Linked DNA regions of Homo sapiens: region 1 is linked to region 2. Evidence: read pairs that join two places in POLR2A ChIA-PET (ENCODE). Cell type or tissue: PC-9. All regions are shown on one strand. Each heading gives the region's core, and the rest is flanking DNA. Links, peaks and the distances in the headings are about the cores only.

Region 1 (8,194 bases), core at 1,435-5,434, 290 kb after region 2:
CCTCCATTTGAAAGCTGTTCACTGATTTTGAATGTTAGGTATTTGTGTTAGGAGTGATTTTGGGGAAATTTCCCCCTAGTGTGAGCTCCAGGGTGGACACGGCGGGTGGAATGGGTTAGGAACAGTTTGGTCAGCTCAAGGGCCAGTCTCAAAGGGGCTCAGGACCCAACTATATTGTGTATGTATACAAATTCTTTGTAAAGATTTTAATTTTGTTGGCCCTTTGGAGAAAGGGGAGGCCGGAAAAAGTGTTTTCACTCTAGGCAGTAGGAACTGGCTCTTGGCAACACTGTGCAGTTCAAATCTTTCTTCTTCAGTAAGGTCTATCCCAATTATACTCCATCTTCATTACTTGATGATGCACTCTTGTGACATTTGAGACACGGGTGAAGGTGATAGCTTTGAATAAGAGGGAAGAAAGGAAAGATGAGTAAAAATATAGGTGACTTTGTTGTAGTCAAGATGAGTCAGCATGTTTTGGTTGTTACCATTTATGGGGCAACTGTGAGTCCAGGCAGTGGCTTGTCGCCTCGCTTGGTGCTTTCTCTGGGAGTATTCAGGCAACTGGGAAGACTAAATTCACCTATATTTTTACTCATCTTTCCTTTCTTCCCTCTTATTCAAAGCTATCACCTTCACCCATGTCTCAATTTTAGGAGGAAAGGTAGAAAGAGGGAGACTAGTTACGGGGCGGTGCAGTCATCCAGGTCAGGAGTTGGCAAACTATGGCCTGCTGGCCAAATCTGGCCCAATGCCTGTTTTTGTAAATCAAGATTTACTGGAACACAGCCACACCTATTCATTTAAGTAATGTCTGTGGCTGCTTCAGGCCTGCAAGAACAGAGTTGAGTGGTTGCAACAGAGACTCTATAGTCTGCAAAGCCTAAAATATTTACTATCTGGCCCTTTACAGATAAAACTTGCTCATCCAGATGAGTAACCCAGGTGAGAGAGGATGGCAAATTGTATTTGATTAGTAGTGGCAGTGGGGCGAGGAGTGATCAAATTCCAGACAAATGTTGTAAGTAAGGTCTACTGGATTTGCTAATGGATTGGACATGAAACACAAAGGAAGGAGAAGACACAAGAATGACTGAGGTTTTGGCCTGAGCAACTGGGAAGAATAGATTTTGTCATTTGCTACCATGGGAAAAGGCTGTGGAAAAAAGTTGGTTGAGGTAGTAGATAATAAAGTGTTTAGTTTTGTAAATGTTTGGGCATAAATTTGAGATGCCTATTTAGACACTTACATGGAGATATCAAATAGGTAGCTGGATATATAAGAGAAGATTTCAAGGGAGGTGTCAGGGCTAGAAATATCAATTTGAAAGTTGTCAGTTTATAGATGTTATTTAAAACCATGTGATGGAATGAGATAATTTAGTAATGGACTGCAATGACAGAAGAAGACTGAAGACTGAGCCTGAGGTACTTGGGAATTCAGATGTTGGGGATATAAGGAGGAACTAGGAAAGGAGACCAAGTAAGTAAGTGAGTCAGGTGAAAAACCAAGAGAGAGTGGTGAGCCAGATGCCAAGTGAAGAAAGCGTCAAAGAGGAAAGAGTGGTGAACTCTCTAAGTTGATCAGGGGGCTTATGGGTACAATAAAGATTTCATGGCCACTCTCAGGAGGATGGAGAAGGGGAAAGTCTAACACAGTCCTTGAAGTGGTCTTGGGACAGTGAGTCAGGCAATGCCAATGAAAGGTCGGGTAACCAAAGTGAGGTGAAGGGAGGTGACAGGTTTCAGGTGGGCATATCGCTTTGTCCTGCCAAAAGTGGTACAACCAGAGGAAGACCAGAGTGTGACCTTTTTCTCCAACTAAGGACAATACTCTGTTTTCATATATATTGGGGCTTATTTCCAGGCTTTCTGGTTTACTTTACTCATATTTTTCTTTTCATATTCTAGAACTATATTATTTTGGTTACTGTAACTATAAAATGTTTCAATATTTGGTAGAGCTAGACTCCCCTCACTACTCTTTCTTCTTCAGAGCAATGACCTCTTAATTTTAAAGATACTTTTAACATAATTAACATGTATTCTTAGCAGCTATGTAATTATTTCATTTGACTTTCACAGTAATTCTGGATGATAGGTATTATTACAATTCTTATGATGAAAAAACTGAACCTCAAAAAAGTTAAAAATTGTGTTCAGGCTGGGCATAGTGGCTCACGCTTGTTATCCCAAGCACTTTGGGGTACTGAGGCAGGCAGATTGCTTGAGCCCAGAAGTTCAAGACCAGCCTGGGCAATATGGTGAAACCCCGACTCTACAAAAAATACAAAAATTAGCCAGGAGCGCTGGTGCACGCCTGTAGTCCCAGCTATTAGGGATGCTGAAGTGGGAGGATCACTTGAGCCTCACTCAAGGCTGCAGTAAGCTTTGAGTGTGTCACTGTGCTTCAGCCTGGGTGACAGAGTGAGACCCTGTCTCAAAAACCAACAAAAAAAATTGTTTTCAGTCACCCTTCTAGTAAATGGCACATCTGACATTTCAACTAAAATCTGACTCCAAAGTCTACATGTTATAGTGATCTTCATAACTCAATTAGACGTCCCTTATTCCACTTCAGCATCTGTCATATTAGAAGTCTAGGGTTAGGAAATGTTTATAAAGGATATTATAAAGGACATGGGGTTCATGAACCCAAGAACAGTAAGGTATATTGTTCTGATAGTGTGAGTGAGAAGGAGCTGAGGGACATAATAAGTTCAAGTATATCCAGCAGAATATAAACTCCATGACGGTAAGATGTTGCCTGTCTTATTTACAATACTATCCCTGGTATCTCTACTAGAGCTCCACACATTTTTGGCATTCAGTAAATATTTGGAACAGAGAAAATTATGAGGTCTTATCCCTGTTATCCAGGAATTTATCATCTAGATGGGAGGCAAGATACAGACACCTACAAATTTAATTTATAATACAAGATAAAAATTTTTGTTCAAGGAACAAGAGAAAAATAGAATATGATAATGTTATAAATAAAAACATTAACTTGATAATTTACTGATATAGATTAAAAAAATGGTCCTTTGGGAGTTTTGTGTGTGTGTGTGTGTGTGTGTGTATTTTTTTTTTTTTTTTTGGAGACAAAGTCTCACTTTGTCACCAGGCTGGAGTGCAGTGGTGCAATCTCAGCTCACAGCAACCTCTGCCTCCCGGGTTCAAGTGATTCTCCTGCCTCAGCTTCTGGAGTAACTGGGACTACAGGCACACGCACTATGCCCAGCTAATTTTTGTACTATTAGTAGAGACAGGGTTTCATCATTTTGGCCAGGATGGTCTTGCTCTCTTGACCTCGTGCTCCGCCCGCCTCGGCCTCCCAAAGTGCTGGGATTACAGGCTTGAGCCACTGCGCACGGCCCCTTTGGGAGTTTTATGGAGGTGATGATTACTTCTGTTTGGGAAAATCATGGAAGATTGAATGGGGAAGTTGGGATTTGATCCAGGTATGAGAGGTCAGTAGGTTGGTATAAGTAGAGACATAGATCAATTGTATTTTAGCCAGGGTGAATGGCATACAACAAAGCATGAGGGTTAGGAAGGCCCAATGTATTCTGGAGAAAGTTACTAAATCAAAGTATTTTTTATCTTCAAGGGACTAAAAGGTTTGGAAAAAATGTTTAGTGTAGATAATTAAGAAGGTAGATTGGAGGCAAGATCAGCAATGATTCGCTTTGTGTGTAGTAGCTTATATATCCAATTTATCAAATATTATTAAGCTCCTACACTGTGCCCAGTGGGTAAGTTTCACCTTCATTTCATGTTTCACTTGACTTCTATAGTATTTGTTACTACTGATCTCTCTCCTTCTCTCTTGAACACTACCCTGGTAACTCCGTTGGTCTTGCTCTCCTTATTCTCCTCTTCCCTGCTGACAAGTTGGTTGTAGCTCCTTTCCTCGTCCCTCTGCCGACTCCTTAAGCCTCTTCTCTCTTTATTCTATCCTTCTTTGTGGTTGATCTCATCAGCGTGGATGACCTCACATTTTTTGCCAATGATTTCCAAATTTCTATCCCTATCTCAGACTTCAGTTCTGATCCTCAGATTATTATATCCTGCTGCCTCGGCGACATTTTATCTGAATGTCCCAATGGTGCCTCTAACTTAACATAATTAAAGTTTAACTCTTTCTCTCACCAACCTTTCTCTGCTTTGTGAATAACCTACTCTAGTTAAGGGTCACTCTCTATTCTGTTTCCCAAGTCAGAGGCAGGTGATTTATTCTCTGTGACTTCTTCACTCTCACCTTGGAATTGGTCATTAAATCCTATAACCTCCATATCCTATATATCTCACTAGTCTGACATCTTTTTTTTTAATCCTCATTACCACTGCCTTAATTCAAGATCTTATTTCCTCAGATCTGGATGTCATATTCCTCATTCTGGTTTCTCTGCTTCAAGTCTAACTTTTCCAAGTCACCTATAGTTTCAAATATCTTTTAAAAATAAATTCTGAGGCCCATCTCTGTGGCTCATGCCTGTAATCCCAGCACTTTGGGAGGCCAAGACAAGAGAATCACTTGAGCCCAGGAGTTCAAAACCAGCCTGGGCAACATAACAAGACCTCATCTCTACAAAATTAAGAAAAAAAATTAGCCAGGCATAGTGGCTCATGCCTGTGGTCCCAGCTACTCAGCTACTCAGGAGGCTGAGGTGGGAGGATTGCTTGAGCCCCAGAGGTCAAGACCGCAGTGAGCCATGATTGCACCACTGCATGGTAGCCTGGGTGACAGTGAGACCCTGTCCCACCTAAAAAAAGAGAACCCTAATCATATTATCCTCTTTTTTAAAGTCTTTGCTGACTCTCCATCCTCTGCGGCAGTGGTTTTCAAAATTTATAAACATAATATACTCTTTTTTTAGTTGAAATGTTAAATTTGAATTCTCTTCAATGGGCATCTAACAAAGCGGAGACAAATAATAAATCTATATTCCTTTAAAAGTCATTTAAAGTGTATTGGTTTCTATTATATAACAGTTACTGTACTGAACACAGTGGATATAAACAAAAATAGCAACTGCTACATATTTACTGATTACCCTTTGCCAAGTACCATTCTAAGTTTCTTTGGCATGCATCAACCCATTTAATCTTTACAATCCTGCAAACATGAATAAGGCATGGTTCCTTCTCTTAAGGAAATTTCATTGTGTGTGTGTGCTTGGGTGTGTGTATGTGTGTGTATTTTACCCTGAAGATTAACATTTTATTTCATTGATGGCTCCTCTAAGGAATCATCAAATCTTTGTTGGCCATTGATCTAAGCTGGCTAGCAAGTTCCCAGGAGCCTCACCAAATGGATTAGTCTGTATCCTGGGAGCTTGGAGCCAATGTTAATCATCCCAAGGGCAATTAAGGCAAGAGGCCCAGCAAAGTCATCTTAGTTACAAAATAAGAAGATAGCATTAGTCTCTATACCTCAACCTCTGCCTTGCCAAGAGAGCATTCTCAACTCCTTTTCTGCAAAATACTGCTTGTCAGTCAGACTTGTCTAATATCTTAGCAACACAGACAAAACCCAAGGAAAGCCAAGCATTGCAGTTTTGTTGTTCATGATTTGGTTGGTACCATGATTTAGTAAATTACTTTTTCTGAGGGTTCTTTTTTGGCTTGTTTAAAGCCAAGGACCAAATGTAGCAATAAAAATCTAAATTACCTTGGCTCTTTGCTGAAATGCTCAATATTCCAATCTTTGTGCTTTGCTGTAGTGCCAGGAAGAAGAGAAAAAACAGGTGACAATGATACTGCATTACTGATTCACTCTACTCATTAGATTATATTGAAATGTTATGACTTGCTGGGCTCAGAGAGTTATTCAGTTTTTGCCTCCAGCCATTTCAAAATAATTTTTTGTTCCTACATAGCACACTACAACATTATTTGGAGTAAGACTTTCTAATTGGAAATAATAATTTTTAGATAGCAAATTAAGCCCTTTACCAAATAATGTTAAATTATCATCAAGATTACATTTTCATGAATAATTAATCAATACCACTTCAGCTGTTTAGCTCTTTAGTATTGTTGAACTAATAGCAATTGTTAGGTTTAATTGTATTCTCTTGAGTTCAACAGCAAAAATAAAATCAGGTCATACATTTGCACTATCTTGTCAGACAAAAAAAAATTCACTGAATAAAAATGACCCAGAAGGCATGTTTTTGGTAAGCCTATTCCAAAATGTTATAGTTATGTTAGCACTTGCTACTTCAATTTTGGTAGAAGTCTTTTACTTTAATCAAGGTAAAACATAGGCTTTCTTCAATATAGCTTTTGTGTTGTAATTCCAGAGATTTTTCTATATTAATTTTTAACCGAGTGCAGGATCAGTATAACAGAAACACTTTTTGGTTCAATTATTTATTTGGTCCCTCTATTTAAAGAGGGTAAAAACAATGGACTATTCTTACTGATTTGCCTAGGGTTTCAAACATATGAAGACAGCACGTACTCATATCTACTTCAGTGAAGTAAAAATGTTACAGTTCATCATGGATATGATAAAAACAATCAATGGCCTAGTTTAATAGGATCCTATCACCATCTCGTGCCTCTTCAGCAATGTCTTAAAATGATTTTTACCATAATTAAAGTACTTGAAATCACTTGTTCTCTCATAAAAATCAGATTATACTTTTATAATCTGATTTAAAAGTCAGATTATATTTTTAGTAGAATTTTATTCTAATGAGTGTAGGCCCTTTCTATTAACCTTAACAGTCAAGAAACATGAAACAATGGGAGAATATATCATTTGAGACTTCAAACTAACTGTTCATGCTAATATGACAGGAATGACTGCTTGAGGACAATTTTATCATATCAATTGCAATTTTTACATAGGAGAAAAATGAAATATGTTAAATAGCTATTGTCATTTCTGCCTTTACTCTCAGGGTATCAGCTAAATTATTCCTTTATCAACATTTGTGTGCTTTGCTATGTGATAGCTCCAACTATTTTTTAGCAGCTGAACTTGATGAAAGTAGGGTACTCGATGGGAAATGAACCTTGGGGTGTTAGGATTCTCAGAGTGGCAGTAGGGGTTGAGGAGCAGATCGGGGGAAGGGATATAAGTTAAATAGAAAAACATTATCTCACAGATAAGCTTTGAAGTCAGCAAAGTAGCAGCCACAATGATCATTGGCATCAGCCTAGTACTATCACTTCTGTTTGCTATACCCCCTTGTGAAGTCTGGATATTCCTAGAATGTCTAGATATTTCAGTTAGTAGATGTGCTGCTGGGAGATGCTCAGAAAAAGGAAAAGAACACATACTTATTTATCACCTATAAATGCCAGGCACAGTAGCGATACTTTCATGTTCTAGATCTCATTGGGTCACCACGCTAATCCTCCAAAACTCATATGATTATTTTCATTTTTCTTTACTACTGGAGACATTAAGGGTGAGAGTGGTTAAGCAGTTCACCCCGAGTCCCACTGTTTATGCAATAAACAGCTAATTGGTCTAGCAGCCATGTTAGTTGGGAGAAGAAAGGGACCAAATAGGTCAACATGGATATTTGGTGCTTGTCCTTTTGAACATGAACACTAAAGATTAATCTCAGAACACCATGGCACTAAGATAGTCACATGAAAGGATTTGGAATTAAATAGTTTTAAGAGGTGAATGTTTTGAATTCTTTATCTACAAGCTCTTGGTTTAAACCTCTTATCCTGGGGTAAACATGTGTTCATCTTTATTTTTCCCATACCACCCTCCCACAGTGCTTTCTACATCATGATTATTCAACATTCAATTTGTAATCTTCTTACAGGAGCAAGAAGAAACCGTCATTTTATAAAGTGGTATAATTGTAATAGTGTCCACCCCGGGATATTTATGCTTGTCATAGTAATTGGGGACTCGATTGGAGAGTTAAAAAGTGAGTAAACAAAAAGTAATTAACAGTGTTGACCTGTATAGCAAAACATAATTTGTTAAAGGAAGGGCAAAAGGAGAGAGAGAGAGAAAGGAATTGTAATACAAAAGATCAGTAATATAAAAGACTTTAACATTTGAAATTAAAATTAGGAGAGAAACTCACATGAATAATTAGTATCTCATGTTTTCTGTGAAAACAACTACCTCTGCTGCCTACAGCTGGAATTACCACGTATAGCAGACAAGAGCTTCTTTCACTAATTGGGTCAGATTACATTTTTAGTA
Region 2 (8,194 bases), core at 2,822-6,821:
CTCCATTAGAGCGGGCGCCCCAGCACAGGGTTTCTCAGCCTCGGTGCTCATAGCGTTCTGCGCTGATCATGTGGCATTGTGGGTGCTCTGTTGTCCTGTGCTTCCTATAGTGGATGCCTAGCGGTGTCCCTGGCCTCTGCTGACTAGATGCCAGTAGAACCTTGCTTCCCCATTCGTGACCATGAAAAGTGTCTCTAGACCTTACCAAATAAATGTGCTCTGGAGGTGTGGAAGAGGGCAGAATTGTCTGGGTTGAGAACCATTGCCTTGGCGTGAGACTGATGGGAGGTGCTTTTCAATCTGTTGCTCCCTTAGATGATCACTGTTTGAGGTCCTTGTTGATCATTGTAGATCATCATTCATAGATCATCGTCGCCTTTCTATGATTGAATAAATTTAAAAAAATAAAAAGAACTCAAACAAATTTACGAGAAAAAAACAAACAACCCCACCAAAAAATGGGCGAAGGACATGAACAGACACTTCTCAAAATAAGACATTTATGCAGCCAAAAAACACATGAAAAAATGCTCACCATCACTGGCCATCAGAGAAATGCAAATCAAAACCACAATGAGATACCATCTCACACCAGTTAGAATGGCAATCATTAAAAAGTCAGGAAACAACAGGTGCTGGAGAGGATGTGGAGAAATAGGAACACTTTTACACTGTTGGTGGGACTGTAAACTAGTTCAACCATTGTGGAAGTCAGTGTGGCGATTCCTCAGGGATCTAGAACTAGAAATACCATTTGACCCAGCCATCCCATTACTGGGTATATACCCAAAGGACTATAAATCATGCTGCTATAAAGACACATGCACACGTATGTTTATTGCGGCACTATTCACAATAGCAAAGACTTGGAACCAACCCAAATGTCCAACAATGATAGACTGGATTAAGAAAATGTGGCACATATACACCATGGAATACTATGCAGCCATAAAAAATGATGAGTTCATGTCCTTTGTAGGGACATGGATGAAATTGGAAATCATCATTCTCAGTAAACTATTGCAAGGACAAAAAACCAAACACCGCATGTTCTCACTCATAGGTGGGAATTGAACAATGAGAACACATGGACGGACACAGGAAGGGGATCATTACACTCTGGGGCCTGTTGTGGGGTGGGGGGAGGGGGGAGGGATAGCATTAGGAGATATACCTAATGCTAAATGACGAGTTAATGGGTGCAGCACACCAGCATGGCACATGTATACATATGTAACAAACCTGCACATTGTGCACATGTACCCTAAAACTTAAAGTATAATAATAATAAAATAAATATATATATATATAAATAAAAACTCTGAGGCATAGCGAGTGTAAACTGTAAACTCTAAAGGATGAGTTGGAGATGATGAAAGCATTAGATTTGCTCCTCAAGAGAGAGCAGCCTCATTGAAATATCTTCTAGAAATTTCTAAGGGCCAAAGCCCTATAAAGAAAAGTGATTGGGGCCAGCACCATGGCTCACTCCTGTAATCCCAGCACTTTGGGAGGCCAAGGTGAGTGAATTCCTTGAGGCCTGGAGTTTTAGACCAGCCTGGGCAACATGGAGAAACCCCATTAATAACAAAAAAATACAAGAATTAGCCAGGTGTGGTGGCACACACTTCTAGTCCCAGCTACTTGGGAGACTGAGGTGGGAGGGTCGTTTGAGCCCAGGAGGCAGAGGTTGCAGTAAGCTGAGATTGCACCACTGCACTCCAACCTGGGTGACAGAGCCAGACCTTGCCTCAAAAAAAAAGAAAAGTGATTGGTCTATTGACACAAATCTTGGCCTTGTCAGTTCAGATATTTTTTTGGTGATAGTGGGGCTCATGGCCTATTTCTAAACTCCAAGTCTGTATAATACCATTCTGCTGTGTCCCGTCTGGTTTTGACCGATTTTCTGAAAGGCAGGCATTCTGGTTCTTTCTTCTCAGGCTCCGAGTCCCGAAGCAGGCCTTTTTCAATGTGTATGTTCAAGTCTCAGTGCATGTTACCTTTAGAGTGTTTGAATTTATATACGGTATGGCTGGAAAAGTTTTGGATTTTAAAACAGGGTCCCTCTCCTTGAATCTGGGTGGACTTGTCAATGCCCTGACCAATAGAGATGACGAAAGTACGTGTCACCGGACTGACTTCTAGGGCCAGTCACAGAAAGCCATGCAGTTCCTGTCTTGTTGGAAGGAACACTGCTCTTCAAGCCCTGAGCTCCGCTTCGTAAGTCCAACTCCCCTAAGGCCATCATGGCAGGAGAGGCCATATCTGGGCGCTTCAGTGGATGTTCTTATCTGGACCCAGCCTTCCAGCTATCCCCACTGACATGCAAACCAAGCCTCTAGACCAGCCCGTCCACCGGCCGAATGCTGCCTGTGACCGACCTCTGCCATTGCCACATGGAACAGAAGCACCTCCCAGCTGCTCCTTGCCCAAATTCTTGACCCACAAAATGTGAGACACCATTAAAACTTGTTTCAGATGACCCCTAAAAAATAAAATCAACCTCTTCATCTGGTGCTCTTATAAAAACTTACTACGGAAGCTTCTTGAGAGACAGTTCGTTGGTCTTCCTGAATAATTTTTTTTTTTCTTTTTTGAGACAATGTCTTGCTCTGACACCCAGGCTGGAGTGCAGTGGTGCGATCTTGGCTCACTGCAACCTCTGCCTCCCGGGTTCAATTGATTCTCCTTCAGCCTCCCAAGTAGCTGGAATTACAGGCGCCTGCCACCAAGCCTGGCTAATTTTTGTATTTTTTAGTAGAGATGGGGTCTCACCATGTTGGCCAGGCTGGTCTCAAACTTCCGAACTCAAATGATCCACCTGTCTTGGCCTCCCAAAGTGCTGGGATTACAGGTGTGAGCCACCGCGCCCAGCCCCTGAATTTTTTTAAGGGTCATGATGCCTGGGAATAAGTTTTGCCCCACTCTGCAGACTTTAATGCCTCTTTGGCATAGTCTATCAAACTATTAACAAATATTTTAATTTTAATAAATATTGCTTATGACAACTATTTTTTAAAAAGTGGAGTTGTTCTGTTTAATCTGGAGAGTAGGGTCAGAGTCCTGCCTTCATCCGGCGCCCTCTCCTAAATTATTGCTCTCATACTCTAAGGCAACTCTGTGGATCCTCCCTGAAGTTCACAGCTTGAAAGAGCTTTGCAGTTATTCTTTCAAGATGAGATCGGCTTGTCCTAAATCCAGCCCTGGGGTTGGAAGCACCTTTTAGGGAAGCACCCTAAAAAGTGTGTCTCCTGGAGGTGAACAGTGTTAAAGTATAGGTTGAAAAATTGCACCCATGGGTGCACAGATGGATGTCTGTGTGCCTACAAGCAGGTAGAACAAACTATCCATTAGGCTGAGCTGGTGAGAGTGGAAAAATAAATAATTATTCAAACTTACCTCTTTCTTAGAGAAAACGAATAGCTTTCACATAAGTGTGGAGTTCCTGTTCCTTTTAAGGAACTCTAGGCTGGGCATGGTGGCTCATGCCTGTAATCCCTGCACTTTGGGAGTCCGAGGTGGGTGGATCACCTAAGGTCAGGAGTTTGAGACCAGCCTGGCCAACATGATGAAACCCCGTCTCTACTAAAAATACAAAAAATTATCTGGGCGTGGTGACACGCACCTGTAATCCCAGCTACTCAGGAGGCTGAGGCAGGAGAATCGCCTGAACCTGGGAGGCGGAGGTTGTAGTGAGCGGAGATTGAGCCACTGCACTCCAGCCTGGGCAACAAGAGTAAAACTCCATCTCAAAAAAAAAGAAAAAAAAAAGAGAAACTCTAGAAGTGTCATAATTACTGTCATTAAAAGGGACTTGTGACACTTCAGATTTTGAGGCCTACCTTATGAGTTCTTCCAGAAGCTAGGGTTTGCTTCAAGAAAGTCAGAATTAACAAACCATATGCAGGGATCTTTCTCCTTAATTAGGGCAGGTGGGCTGGATAAGCTGTCTTTTTGCAGATCTCTGCCGAAATGCAAACCAGTCCAGGTTGTCAGGGCTGTGGACATCAGGCGTGTCACTGTTAATGCTGGGGTCATTGAGAAGAGTCAGACTCATATCAGGAACTGTTGACTGAGGTGTTGCAAGGAGAGCAATAGTTCTCTCCTAGCAAAGGCTCTGAAGGGCTGCCAGTGACAATTGCATGTCCTTAGACTTCCTAAATCCCTTCTAGCATCCTTTTCCTTCTCCTCTGGGACACATCAGCACACTGAGCAAGGATTAGGGGAGGTGAGCATTTATTGGCATAGTATTCTGAAATCTGGATATGACTGCCTTGGAATTCTTACTGTAACCTCTTTCGTGACTTTTATGTAAAATGTCTTCCGAAGCAATCCATAGTCGGGGTGGTCAAGAAGAAAACCTGGGAAGAGGATGGACGCGGTGGTTCATGCCTGTAATCCCAGCACTTTGGGAGGGCGAGGCGGCTGGATCACAAGGTCAGCAGATCGAGATCATCCTGGCTAACACGGTGAAACCCCGTCTCTACTAAAAATACAAAAAAATTAGCCGGGTGAGGTGGCGGGCACCAGTAGTCCCAGCTACTCAGGAGGTTGAGGCAGAAGAATGGCGTGAACCCGAAGGCGGAGCTTGCAGTGAGCCGAGATTGCGCCACTGCACTTCAGCCTGGGTGACAGAGTGAGACTTCATCTCAAAAAAAAACCCCCAAAACAACAACAACAACAAAAACCTGGGAAAAGAGGTTGGATTGCCAAGGGAATGGGAGGATGGGGAGGAGAAGAACAGAGGGCAGAAGGAAGGAGGACAAGAGGGAGGAGTGTGGGTGAGCAAGTTGCAGAAGAGAGTGCAACTGTTAGGTAAGCATTCCTGGTCCTGAGAACCTACCTAGCACCAGCTTTGCAAAGGTAACCTCTCTTCTGTGGAGTCATCTGGGTGAGTCACCTGTGACTGCTTTCCAGAACATTGCCCTTATCAGATGGTCGAAAAGAGAGGACAGGCTGAGGAAGGAGTGTGGGTGTTGTATTTTTTGTGTATCCCTCAGTTTGACCTTCTTAGTCATTTATACTTATGGAGCCAAATGAGTGGCTCCCTTATGATAGTATAGGTTCTTACTAGTCCCAGCATGAGGTTTTGAATCAAATTTTGTTTTGTATTTTGGGACAATCTGAGTTCTTTTAGATTAGGCTGAATAAGGGAAAGGGCTTCTCACGATGCTTCTATCAAGAGGCTAGGTTTGTAGATGTCTGGCAGGTCATAAGTTAATTGGAAATCTTGTGCTTAGAGTTTATGAAAGAGCAGATGAAGAATGCCTACCATATATGGATTTGTTTTTAGAAAACAGTTTTCTGTTAGCTATTGAGCCTTGATGACTTTTTAAAAATTTGGATTGTTTTTAGTCTAATTACCAGTTTAAGATTATGTGATTTGATGTAGGAAGAGGGAAGAAATATGTTATGCTGTTATGTATCTTCCCAGTGTCTCTCCTTCCTTTTTTTCATCTTCCTTTGCTTGATAAACAGGTATTTCTTGCATAAATTTTCTTGCTGCCTTTTGATTTCGTCTTCTGTTTACCGTGATGGTTCTCAACTGGGACAGGACTCTCGCTTCTCCCGTCTCCTCTCTCCCTTCCCCACACTCCACACACCAGAGGCTTTTGGCTGTGGGAGGGGGATTGGTTTGCCCAAAGGCTGTCAGGGAATAGAGACCAGGGATCCTAAATGCTTGTACAGACATCAACTCCTGAAATGTTGATACTGCCCCCATTGTAGGTGGAAGTCAAAGTCTCTTCTGCAGTTTATGGTGGAGAGAGTCTTGAACTTTGATTTTAAAATGTGGCTAAGATAAAACAAGCTAGTAGAGTAGTAAAAAGCCCAGGCTTTGGAGCCAGACTGCCTGGGTTTGGAATCAGCCCTAACAATTACCAGCTAGGTGATCTTTGGGAAGTTACTTGAAGTTTCTTTGCTTCAGTTCCTCATCTGTAAATTGGAGCCAGTGTTATCTCATAGGTTTTTGTGAAGATCAACTGGGTTATAACAGAACCTGCCATGTTTGAAGTGTTCAGTAGTTACTTCTTTTTGGTAAAATATAATTTGAAAGGGTCCGAAGTCACTTTTTTTTCTAAATTTTTTAGTCCTTTTTTCTTTTTCTAAACATGAGCTGTATTGATGCTCTTATTTTTATATTTGCAGAGTCAATATGGGTTCCACCATAAGTTTAAGTTCAAATGTAACAAAATGATTTTAGAATGTTTCCTAAAGACTTAACAATAAAATGGGTAGAGTCTGGCATGTAGTAATAGAAACAGTAGGTTTATGTGCCAGATAACTGTGAGAACCACTTGTATCAGTTTGATTTAACACTGCTTTTCTAATTCCAGAGGTGGAGCTTAGAAGTAGATTATTTTTTCTTAAAATGAGTGAGCTTTACCCAGAGGCTCATTGTACAGGTAAAGAACAAGCTTTCTTGCCATCTCCCACCCTTTGGGGACCTAGTGGAAATAAAAGGAGACTCCCAAGCCAGAGAAGGTGGATAGAGTTGTTCTAGTAGCATTTGTCTGTTGGACCTTGCTTGCTAAGGGGCCAGCTATAAATGCCCAGGCAGATCAGGCCAGGCTGCCCCTGGACGCTGAGGGTGACCACATCAGATTCAGGGCAAAGACTGTCTAGCCATATTTCACCCATGAAGCTTTTTAAAACTTGGAGCTAAACCCTTTCATTAACTCGTGTTTCTCATAGCATCGGCGCCAAATTTAACATCAGTGAGCAGGCATTATTTCTAGGGGCCTGTTCATCAGCTGCCGTAGGGTACTCTGGTGACCAAGACAAGACAGTATTGTGATGAAGTGGCATTTGCTTAGGGTGTCCTAAGCCCCAGGGAGTATGTTGACCAGGGCTCTCTTACAGAGATAGCTGTTTATTCCTCCCCATTATCCTTCATATAATCAGTCCTTTGTTGGAGATATTAACCCCCTTCTCCCTTTTTGTACCTGATGAATCTGAGTCAGAAGTTCAACAACTTTACTAAGATCATACAACCAAGTAAGTGGTAGAGCTGGATTTTGGACTGCAGCTCTGCTTGATTGAAAGCCTGTTTTAAATCATCATCCTGGCTGGCTTTTCTTTTAGTATGAAATAGACATGGATAGTCCATTTCAAATGGATTTAAAAATTTGAACCTGAGAGTAATAAACAGTGAAAGTTACAGATAATAGGAGGAGGTTGACCTCATGCAAACAGGAGAAAGTGATAATTAGCATCTATTTTATTCCAGACACTGCCCATTCATTAATACATTTAATCTTCACAACCACCTTATGGGGTATTAGACCTGTTTTACAGATGAGGCAATAGAAGCTCAGTATAAGTGACTTGTGTAAATGATGCAAAGTGACTTGTGTTAATAATGCACTCTACTAGTCGGTGGCAAAGCAGGGATGTGAATCCTTTTCTCACCATACAATGCTGTGAAAAGGCTGGGACGATCTCCTTGCCTGGTCACTTCTGGTTGCCTCTAAGGTATGTGGGATAAGTCTGGATTTATGAACCAAGAAAAATGAGTGCATGTTCCAAGTTTGCCATGATCTTATAGAACCAGCTGCATTTGTTTCTCATCCAAGAAACTTACCTATGTCTTGAGAGAAGCAAGCCCACAACAGAGGTAGAAAGCTGATAAGGGAAGTTGACCTCTAAGCAGTATATTCTGTGGCCTTGGCCTCATTCCTTGGCCTTGCCCCTGCCCCTCAGGAGGCACCTGGAAAAGGGCTTATTGGCATTCTTTGCACTAGCTTCTGTGTACAGCTGCCTGCTCCATGGAACCACCCATCTTCTTGGTGCTTTGTCTACCAGGAGAACTTCAAGATCACCAGCTATGCACGTGGAAGAGCTGGGTGGGGAGGTGAGGCTGGATGAATCTCTACCTTCAAACTATTAGGGGACCATCATTAATGCATTATGAAGCTTGGCTCAGCCTTAATTCATTAGGAAATCACTGTCTCCCCAGCTCATTTGGTGCCAGCCTTAAGGGCACTTTAAATGCAGGATTAAGTGCTGCTGTAAAAGGGAGTCCAGCTCTTTGAAGACTGCGCCTGGCACCAGGCCTCTGGGTTGTCGCTGTTTACTGGAGCTGGTTTCATAGAAGTGATTCTGGGGATTGGGGCAAGGAAAGGCAGCCTTTATGTAGAGGAAGTGTGCCATGGGTAGGTAGTTGACTGCTTATTAGTTTACTCTTTCAGCCAAA

Evidence for each region. Peaks named below come from ENCODE experiments on the same cell type or tissue, not always from the same donor. Only the 100,000 strongest peaks of a DNase experiment are listed, where the experiment ranks them.
Region 1: POLR2A ChIA-PET joins it to region 2 with 11 read pairs; 1 of 35 experiments calls an interaction of 5 or more read pairs at or near these places.

The regions. Positions count from the first base shown.
Region 1 is chr5:78,320,594-78,328,787 of GRCh38, reverse strand. No RefSeq gene overlaps it. Among named protein-coding and RNA genes, the nearest start is that of AP3B1, 30 kb to the right of the region's middle. In PC-9, for the core only: no CTCF peak of the experiment used is centred there; no DNase peak of the experiment used is centred there; H3K27ac peaks cover 31 bases.
Region 2 is chr5:78,612,603-78,620,796 of GRCh38, reverse strand. All of the region lies in intron 2 of LHFPL2 (LHFPL tetraspan subfamily member 2), which reads left to right. Among named protein-coding and RNA genes, the nearest start is that of LHFPL2, 32 kb to the left of the region's middle. RefSeq lists an enhancer at 3,742-4,941. In PC-9, for the core only: no CTCF peak of the experiment used is centred there; a DNase peak (open chromatin) is centred at 4,896; H3K27ac peaks cover 2,240 bases.